Regions from separate parts of the Mus musculus genome. Here region 1 is linked to region 2. A link is a contact called in ENCODE Hi-C or POLR2A ChIA-PET data. All regions are on one chromosome and are shown on one strand. Each heading gives the region's core, a stretch centred on a gene start or an enhancer-like site at or near the end of the contact. The rest is flanking DNA. Distances are from core to core; before and after follow the strand shown.

What was found. Hi-C counts contacts between places; a loop is a spot of excess contacts on that map. ChIA-PET counts read pairs that join two places held with the same protein, here RNA polymerase II (POLR2A).
Region 1: a map of heart shows a loop between it and region 2 (2.3-fold over the local background). The contact joins the promoter of Mcee here to the enhancer-like site in region 2. A Hi-C loop is called at or near these places in 1 of 37 maps with a recorded cell type or tissue (heart). POLR2A ChIA-PET finds 5 or more read pairs at or near these places in 1 of 5 experiments (embryonic stem cell).

The regions. Positions count from the first base shown.
Region 1 is chr7:64,390,427-64,394,978 of GRCm38, forward strand. Mcee (methylmalonyl CoA epimerase) reads left to right here and starts at 2,196. Exons shown (of 3, transcript NM_028626.2): 1 at 2,196-2,417. The coding sequence starts at 2,372. Mphosph10 (M-phase phosphoprotein 10 (U3 small nucleolar ribonucleoprotein)) reads right to left here and starts at 1,810. Exons shown (of 11, transcript NM_026483.2): 1 at 1,680-1,810. The coding sequence starts at 1,768.
Region 2 is chr7:63,855,818-63,860,783 of GRCm38, forward strand. No RefSeq gene overlaps it. Among named protein-coding and RNA genes, the nearest start is that of Gm39023, 5.7 kb to the left of the region's middle. Within about 2 kb of position 2,839, at least 1 of the 3 ENCODE cell types and tissues checked has a DNase peak (open chromatin) inside an H3K27ac peak, as active enhancers do; it is heart, where a contact is called at or near this core.

The DNA of each region.
Region 1 (4,552 bases), core at 946-3,445, 530 kb after region 2:
CAAGTGATTCCCACCTGGCTTTAAGCTTGAGAAAAATTATCTAAGGATATGATATCTGAAATGGGATTGAGACCTACAGGTAAAATAGAGTATCCTGTACAGATGTGGAAACACATAACTCTGGTTTTCAGACAATGTGAAGAACAGAAAGACCAAGACAGCTGTAGTGTGACTGAGGAGGCAGAGTGTACGGCTGAGGTTATAGAAGCTGGGGGGGGGGGGGTGGCAAGACAGAAACCACGCAGAGTTCTAAGACAGGAACACTTTAAGCGTAATGAGAACAGAGTTGCAGGCTGAAGTTTGAAATGATAATTTACAATGTGGAAACAAAAAGCACGATAGAGTTGAGTTGTTAGAAAGCTGATGAAGCATCGCAAAGGATTTTTATGTTGGAGACGCAGTCAGTATGACAACTAGGAATCAGTGTCTAAATATAGCGTAGGCAGGATGCTAAAGGGGATAGAGAAAATAGGACAGAGAAAAATGAAAGCATCAAGGAAGCAGACTAGCTGAATCTAAATAAATGAAATGATAGAACTGCCTTTTCGTGGGGCCGTAAACGTAATGGAAACAGGGAAATGACTTCAGGGGAGAGAAGAGTACAGGAGGGGGTAAGGAGCTCTATTTTGGACACAATGAGTCTGTGATACTGTTGCTAAGATTTTCATTATAAGTCAGAGTCATACGCAAACTTTATATGCCCCAGTACAGGGGAATGCCAGGGCCAAAAAATGGGGAATGGGTGGGTAGGGAAGTAGTGGGGAGGGTATGGGGGACTTTTGGGATAGCATTCTAAATGTAACTGAGGAAAATACGTAATAATAAAAAATATTTAAAAAATAATAAGTCAGAGTCATAATTTTACAGAACTTAATCAAAGTGCTGGGAAGAAAGAAGTCTCTCCTATTTTTTTTAAATTTATTTTTCTTTCCTACAAAGCATCCCAATTGCAGCCTCTTCTCCCTCCTCACCTCCTCCAGATCCACAGTACTCCTCCGTTTCTCTTCAGAAAAAGTAGGCTTCCAGAGATATCAACCAAACACAACCCCTCATTTCAAGGCAATCCGGCAGGGGTACAAGAGCTCCAAGAGCCTACTGCCACTGCTACAAGTTCCACAAAAATCCCAAGCTTAACAATCACAATATATATGCAGAGGACCCAGCGCTAACCAGCGCAGGCTCCTTGATAGCCAGTAAAGTCTCTGTGGGCCCCTCCCTGAGCCCTGGTTAGTGGATTCTGTGGGCCATGTTCTTGTGGTGTCCTGGGACCCCTATGGCTCCTACAGTCACCCCTCCTCCCTCTTCTGCGGGCTTCTCCGAGCTTCGTCTACTGTCTGGCTGTGGGTCTCCACCACAAGTCATGAAAATGCATTGACAAGCAACAAGTACGTACTTTCAGTGTGTATTTTGGGGACAAATTCAGAAAGCATATTCCGCCCTCAATGAGCCTCTCTGGACGCGAATAACTGGGCTTAGTGCAATAGCCCACAACTAGGAAATCTGCACCGAGCCGCTTTTACTTTTAGCATTTTGACAGGCCAACGGAGCAAAAACTGTCTGAAGTTGGGGCTAAGCGACCTGTACTTTCCCTTCCTGGCTTTCAGAAGTTGCCATATGCTGGCCCGCCCAGCACCGGTGAGATGCGCGCTGCTCTCTCCCAGACCTGGATCTGTACTTACGTGAGGAAACACTCCGGTCGGTTGGTGGCTTTCCTGATTTCCCTCAGACACCGTTCCAGAGTCTGTCGACGAAACACGCGAGGCGCCATAGCTACACACTACGGCACCACGCGAGTGCTGCGAGCCGGCCGGCCGGCCGGAAGCAGTACGCCAAACACACGCCTTATGCAACCTGAAGCTCAGAGCCTAAAGTTCCGCCACACACAGGTTCCGGCCTATAGCCGCAAACACTTCTATTGGGCATGCGTAGGGGTGGGGCAGACCACCGAAAAGAGCCATTGGTCATCTCAAGCGCCTTGGCACTTTCTCCAAATGTTTTGTATTTCTAAGACCACAGTGGTGTCGCGTGATTGCTTTCTGCTTTTGCATTCGATACAATAAGTATTTTAATGTAACGAAAAAGAAGGTCGCTTCACGCCGCACCCGCCACTCCCCCGCTCGTCCCGCCGTCAGTCAAGCTCCGCGTCTCGTGACCCCGCCCCAGGTCTCACGCCCCGCCCCTTGCTCGCCCAGCTCTCTTCAGCGGTCTAGCTCCCTGAAGGGTATTGGGCACCCCGGACTCGCGCCCCGTCCCTGCCCCGTTTCCACGCCCACTTCAGCTTTGACACGCCCCGGGCCTCAGTCCCCGCCCCCTGCCCACTCTCCCAGTTGTCTCTGCCCTAGGTCGCTGTGCAAGCCTGTAGCTTCTGGACATGAGGCGTGTAGTGAAGGCCGCCGCGTTGGCTGCGGGCGCTACAGGTGAATACGGGGCACCATCAGGGGCTCCGGGTGCGGGGCACGCTGGACGGGAGGCCGCGGGTGGCCAAGGCCTGGGTCTGAAGTGTTGGGCTCCCGGAGCTGCACTCTCTTAGCACGGGAGTTCCTTATTGTCCTCTGTGCACAGGGGTTGCCCTTGGCAAACGTGGACCAAACAGGTAATCTGCCTAGGAACACAGCAAGTCAGGACTTGCAGTAAATCTAGAGGGGACTTGAGTTATTTATTATATGTGTGCTCTAAGAGATAGGAGAAAAGAGCAAAGTGGCGAGTCCTGAAAGTGACTCCAAGCCTGTTTTACACACGTACCACACTAAATGTTTTCATCTGACATGAGCAGGAAAGGAACAAGCGGAAGGATTTGTAAGTTCCTTGAATTCTTTCGACCTCCATCTCTTTTATCGATAAGCAGAATCTTGGTGACAGATGCCCAACTTTCCCGCCTGTCTCACTTTCTCTTCCATTTTCTTCTTTCTTCATGATGGCAGTTACTACCCTCAGTCTGAGATTGTCTACCTGGAAGAAAATATACGGCAGTATGGTTCCAGAGTTACTCTGCTACAATTGTGACAAATCCATTAGCTAGCATGCTTAAAGGGTGTTAGGCGAATGAACTGGAAGGCCTGGAGAGTTCTGTCTGCTCACCTGTGGAAACTAGTCATCTTTCCAAGTCTGCTCTTAGGTTGAATTTGGTTTTTGTGGAACCCTCTAGCCTTTCCAGTCAATCACAAAATTCCTCGTCTGCATTAACAAACAAGTCTCCAAGGCAAAGTCATGGGCCACAAACACCCCACCCCCCCACCCCCCCACCCCCGCGCAAAAAAAATAAATAAATAAAGCTGGGCATGGTGGCGCACACCTTTAATCACAGAGGCAGTGGTAGGTGGATTTCTGAGTTCGAGGCCAGCCTGGTCTACAAAGTGAGTTCCAGGACAGCCAGGGCTATACAGAGAAACCCTGTCCAAAAACAAAAACAAAAACACCTTAGTACTGTGTGTATGTATATTGTAGCAAAAGCCAGAGCACAAAAGTGAAAATGATTTTCTGATTAACAGTTAATGCTGGAGTTTTGCTAATACTCCCTGTTGTATATATGCCGGGTCAAATATAAGCCACCTTCTTAGCTCACTCATCATACGTTGGGTTTTTTGTTTGTTTGTTTGTTTGTTTTTTTGTAAATATCTACTAAAGCAGAATCACTCCTCTCTTAGCAAGCTCTCTCTCAGAAATTAGGCATTACTCGTCAGACATACTAATGATACTAAAGACTGAGAATCTGGGCTGAGACTGTAGCTGAGATGCTGCAGTGCTTTCCTAGTGCACAAAGCCTGGGTTCAGCCTTCGTTCCCACATAAACCAGTGTGGCGGTGCATACCTGTAATCTCAGCACTTGGGAAATATGCATGGCTCCATCCTCCGGTAAACACCGAGCTTGAGGGCAACCCAAGATTCATGAAACTGCATCAAACTAAAATATGATTGTATTTTTCAATTGAGGGAAAAAGGGGTTTGCAAAGGACTCTGGGTATAATTTCATGAGAAGTACTTGTCAAGTTATATAAGGGCATAGGTTTGATTCCCAGCATGGAAGGAAAAGGAGTGAGTAGAACACATTAGTTTCTCGACATCAACTCTGATGTCTGACAAATCTGGACTCAAGCCTTTGCCATTTAAAGTGATGTTGCAAAGAACCTAATCTTGATAGGCCTAATTCCAGATTTCTAAAAATGGAGGCCATAATATCAACCTACAGAGTCCCAACAAAGATTAAATAGCTCAGGTATTCAGTGTGCCTATTTTATGGCAGTGCAAACTAAAAGGCAAGGCCATGCTACCCTCCCACCTCAGAGCTTGTGCTTTCCCAACCTAGTCCCAAACTACATTTTACGTTTGTGACTTCCCAAGAGTCGGAATACAAATATCTTTGAAAAGTTAGCTCGAGGCTGGGGGATGGCCCAGCCAGTAAAGCGCCTACAGGTGCGATGACCCAAAGTGTGATGACCTGAGTGCTGTTCCCCAGCACACGTGTAAAAGAAGTTAGCCATGATTGCACACATCAGACCGAGTTGTGGCCCTGGGGAAGGAGCACAGGCAGATCTCCAGAGCTCACTTACCAGCC
Region 2 (4,966 bases), core at 1,589-4,088:
GCTAGTCACGACGGTACACATTTGTATGATTCCTTACTGCAGAACTAGATGAGATAGGAAGATCGTGTCAGGCCATCTTGTCTAAAACAGAGGGGAATGCTGGGAGATGTCTCTGTGGGTAGAATGTTCCCATTCATACAAGAGGACCCCAGACCGCATCTGCAATCCTCAAGCCCCGCCCCCCAGAGAGATGACAGGCAGACTCTCAAGCAGTCCCTGGGCAGACTAGCCTGGTATGCTGTATGGAGAGCGAACAACAGAGATCCTGCTTCAAACAAGGTAGAAGGCAATGTCTCCTGTCTTACATACACACGTGAACACACATGTGCATGCACTTCTCAGCCATCCCCAGGTAAAATGCAGGCCTGAAAGTGAAGGTGGGCCTTTTTCCCATCCCCCACCCCCAGCCTGGATGCCTGCACTCCCTGGATTCCTGAAGTCCTTGGAAGTAGCAAAGCCCAAAGGCTGAGCCTCATGAAGGCTCAAGCAGAGAGGAGGAGGAGGGGTTGGAAGGAGAGAGTAGGACCCATGTCTGGCAGGCTCTAAAATTAAGGGTTCTGGGTTCCCTCTTGGTCCTGAACCTCTTGATGTCTGCTTCTGTGATTCCCCCAGCATCAAGGATGCTATCCTGGAGATCTGATTCACCCCCACCTTAGGCAGCTCACTGTAGATCCCCTGAATGAAGGACATAGTCTCAGTTCAAAGGAGACTACAGAGGCTTGACTGCATAGAGTCGAAGGGCCTGTGAGAGCATAAGGCAGGGAGATGTGAAGCCCAGTGTGACAGGCTCTCAGCCCCTCCTCGTGGTCCCTGTGGACACAAAGCCCCTGAGTTACAGAACCTGCCTCCCAGTGGCTAGTGCTCCTGTGCCCCTCCAAGGACAGCATTCTGGTGCTTCTACCCACCCAGTGTGAGCCAGCTCTGACTCAGGGCACACCCAGCGCTGGAAGGCAGCACAGGTTCCAGCGCCCCCGGACCTCCTCTAGGAATGAAAGAAACAGGCCTGGGCCTGGAGCAGTGGGTGTCAAGGTATCACCGGGCCCCTGCGTGGGCCTGATGGCTGTGGGAATCTGAGGGGATTATGCGGTGGTTTGGCAATGTTGAAAGGCAGACTCCACGCCCACTAAATCCTTTGGAGCAGAGGAGCCCTTGTTTTCAGGTGAGTTCAGTTCCGAAGGGGGTGGACACACACACACACAGCCTAGCTGGGGCTTCTTATAGTTGCATCTGTTCCTGATCGCCTGAGGTGACTAGTGGCACTCTCTAAAGAAAAACAGGGTGAGGACCTCCATAGCCAGGGTTGACTACCCAGGCAAGGATGAGCTGTTGGTGCCATCTTCAATGAAAAGCCACCTGGTGACATCACCAGTCCTTGGAGTAGATCAAAGGGAACCATATGGATGGCACCCAGCTGCCAGGGCTGCCAGCTCTTCCAGCCCAGGAATGCCTGGGGCTGCCTGGATAGGAAAACTGGAAATGGTACCTGCCTGCCCACCGCCTCTTATTTGTAAGCCACAGGCAGCCTTAGCCTCCTACTTAGACTCTCCAGGGCCAATGGTCCTGTTCTAACACCAACACACACTCTTCGCAGGCTGTGGTTGTGGTGCTGCGGCTCAAAAACCAAGGTGTTTAGAGAGATCTAGAAGCGACAAAGGCCCCAAAGCCCTGGAACAAGGTACTGTAAATGAGCATGGATGAACACTGAGGGACAGACCCACAGACAGAGCATCTCCCAGATACCCACCACTCCTTTCACAGTACCAAAAGGTCAACAGCTGGCTAGGTTTGGCTGCCTCTTCCACCATGCCTTCAAACAGCAGACAGTTCATATGGTCTATTACATCTCCTGCACAGCCCCGTCCCTTGGCTTAGTGGGTTCCCCTGATGTGATGGCGGGCCCCTGAGGACTCTCAGGGCCATAGGCAGGTGGGAAAATAGAGAGCGTGCAAAGCAGCAGCAATTACAGGCTCCACCCTGAGATGGGGCACTTTGTGGTGGGAACCTGTCCAGGCAAAGGACTTATCCGAGAGATCAGGCAAATTACTGGGTAGCCATCAGAGTGGAGCCTAGGCACAGACGTGTGTGCAACAGACACCTCATTAGTCTAATTATGGGCTCCCGGGCCCACTGGTACTACGCAGATGGAGGAAAACTTGAGGTCAGCCAAGAGAACAGCACCAAGGTGATGCTTTCCTCAGAAGGCTAGTTTGCCCTAGCTCCTCAGGCTGAGGTCCACCCCAGAAAGATGGGAGAAATGGAGGGGATGAGACCTCGTCACTTTAGAAGTCGACAGACTCCACACCTGCTCATGTGCTCTGCGTCCTTCTACTCCATCTGCAACCCTCATCCGTCGGCATTCAGGATTGCCAGGAGATGCTGGCCACTAGATACGGTCCATAAAAAAATGGTGATAGGACTGGAGAGATGCCAATTAAGGGCACTGATTGCTTCCAGAGAACATTAGTCGTATCCCAGAAAAGATGGCTCAAAACCGTCTGTCACTCCGGTTCGGAAAGATCAAGTACCCTTAGTTGGCAACAGACACGCTTGCGGGCAAAACACCCATACACGGAGAATATTTTAATTTTAAAAATTAAAACGGTGTCAAAGGTGCACAAAGGTCAGCCTTGTACTGCACATACGTTAGCTCCTCTAGAGTTATAAACAAATGCATTTATTTCATAAATGAGAGAAGAGTGCCTGACGATGTTAAGTGATTTGTTAGTAGCTCTTGGAGCTAGAAAATCAAGACTTTGCCCTAAACTAGCAGCAGGCCCAGGAACCACCCACCACCGAAGAGCTGGTGGGAAGTGGCTCCGGGAAACAGCTCGCTCCTCCCTCAAGAGATGACGTCACGGGGCCCCGCCCGTTTTAAAGCCGCTGAGTCCCTTTGGTTGTTGTAGGGAGAAGGGTTGGGTTCCTCTGCTTCTGAGATCCGGTACCCATCTCCTACGCTCTCGGGCTAAGAAGGGCACAGCACGCCTCTGTAGGCTTGAACACCTGTCCCTAACTGCTTTCGGGCTCGGTACACTACCTGCCACAACCATACAGCAAGACCACAGGGGCCGTCTACCGCACGTGTGGGGACCGGGAGGAACCCCTGGGTCACTCTGCCCTCCACGTGAGGTCCAAAGTCTCTAACAGAAACCCCTCCACTGTACCTGCCTCCCCTCCCCTCCTGACATTCCTAAATCGGCTTGAAGAGGCTGACTGTGACCCGGTGTACTTCCTTTCCTAGCAATCACCTCACCCTGCCCTCTCCTGGCCCGGCACTCTCCAGGACAGGGACATCTGGACAGGACTAAGGACCCAGCTCCACTTCCAGGAAGGCCCATTAGACTGTAACAAGGCCAAAGGGGTGTCCAGGACAAAGAGCCTTGTCAGAGGCCCATAGGCACTCTGGGTACTTAAAACAAAACAGACAAACAAAAACAAACAAACAAACAAACAAAAACAGTTCTGAGGTTGTTTTTTGTTTTGTTGTTGGTTTTTTTTTTTTTTTTTAGGAGGAGGCATGTCAAGGTCACCCCACCCCAAACTACACCCAACAGGCTCAACTGGCCTTGCCCACGCTCCTTTCTTTCTTCCTGAAAGAAAGGGAAAAGGCATAGAGTTAGTTTATAACATTAAGTGTCAGAAGCAGCACCCAGCACCCAGGAAACACTGTAGCTCCTTCCTGGGTTTGTAAAATCAGAATGTGTGTTCAGCAAGCTGCCCAAAGGATGCTGATGCAGCCATGTATGGGACCCCCTGGCTCCTGAATTCCATCTCCATCCCCGAGGCCTGTCTTCTTTTCCTCCTGAGCCCTGCAACCCAAGGGCTTCTCCCACCAAGAACTGCTACAATGGTTCCCAGTAACTCTTTTGCCTGTACACACCAGCTAACCTTGAATGTCCTGTCTAAATGTTCCCCTCCAGAGTATAGGGTCTTAGGTATGCAGGAATACAGGCTCAGACCCCTTCTAAAGCGGGCTCACAATCAGGCTGTGTCTCAGATTAGTCTCCCTGCCTCCATTCCTTAACGTTCAAAGGTGGCAGAAGCTCTGAGATGAAGCAGACCAGGAGACTGCCACCCTGGCCCACCAGACCCAGAATGCCAGGCAGCTTCTATAGTGCAGACCCAGATCTGCCTTCACAAGCCACTGCCTGGGAGCCATGACCTTCTTTCCAGTTTCACCTTTAATACCTATGTGGGCAGGACCCCCAGGCCCGCTCCCACCAGCATGCTTCAGTGTGAACCAAGCCATCGAGGTGCCCGCTTTCCTGAAGTCCCTGACCCTCTCTGTGTCCAGTGTCCCCTGATAGATCTCCCCTTTGCTTCTGAAACCCACAGACCTTGGTCCTTTCCCTCTGCTTCCCCTTCCCTTCCCCTGAGCCCTCTATTGGGCTCCTGTATCTTTGTGCCTCCTCCCTTGGAATAATACTTACTGTCCCTGAGTCACCCTGAGGGCTACTTACTCTATTTTTGCCACTATAACAAAATAACTGAAACTGGATAGATGATAAATAATTGGGGGGGGGGGGGTGCTGGAAAGATGGCTCATCCATTAAAAGCACTGGCTGCTTGCTTTTCCAAAGGTCCGGAGTTCAATTCCCAGGAACCACATAATGGCTTACAACCATCTGTAATGGGATCTGATGCCCTCTTCTGGTGTGTCTGAAGACAGCGACAGTGTACTCATAAATAAAATAAATAAATATTTTAAAAAAATTGAGGGTTATCCACTGTATTAGTCAGGGTTCTCTAGAGTCACAGGACTTATGGAATGTTTCTCTATATTAAGGGAATTTATTGTGATAATTTATAGTCTATAGTCCAACTAACCCAACAATAATCAGTTGGGAAGTTGCTCAAGCCCATGAAGCTAGTTGTTTCAGCTGGTCTTCTGTAGAAGTATATTCCACCAGATGTGCTGTCAAGTAAACGCAAGCAAAGAAGAGTGAGTCTTCCAAAGTCCTTATGTAGG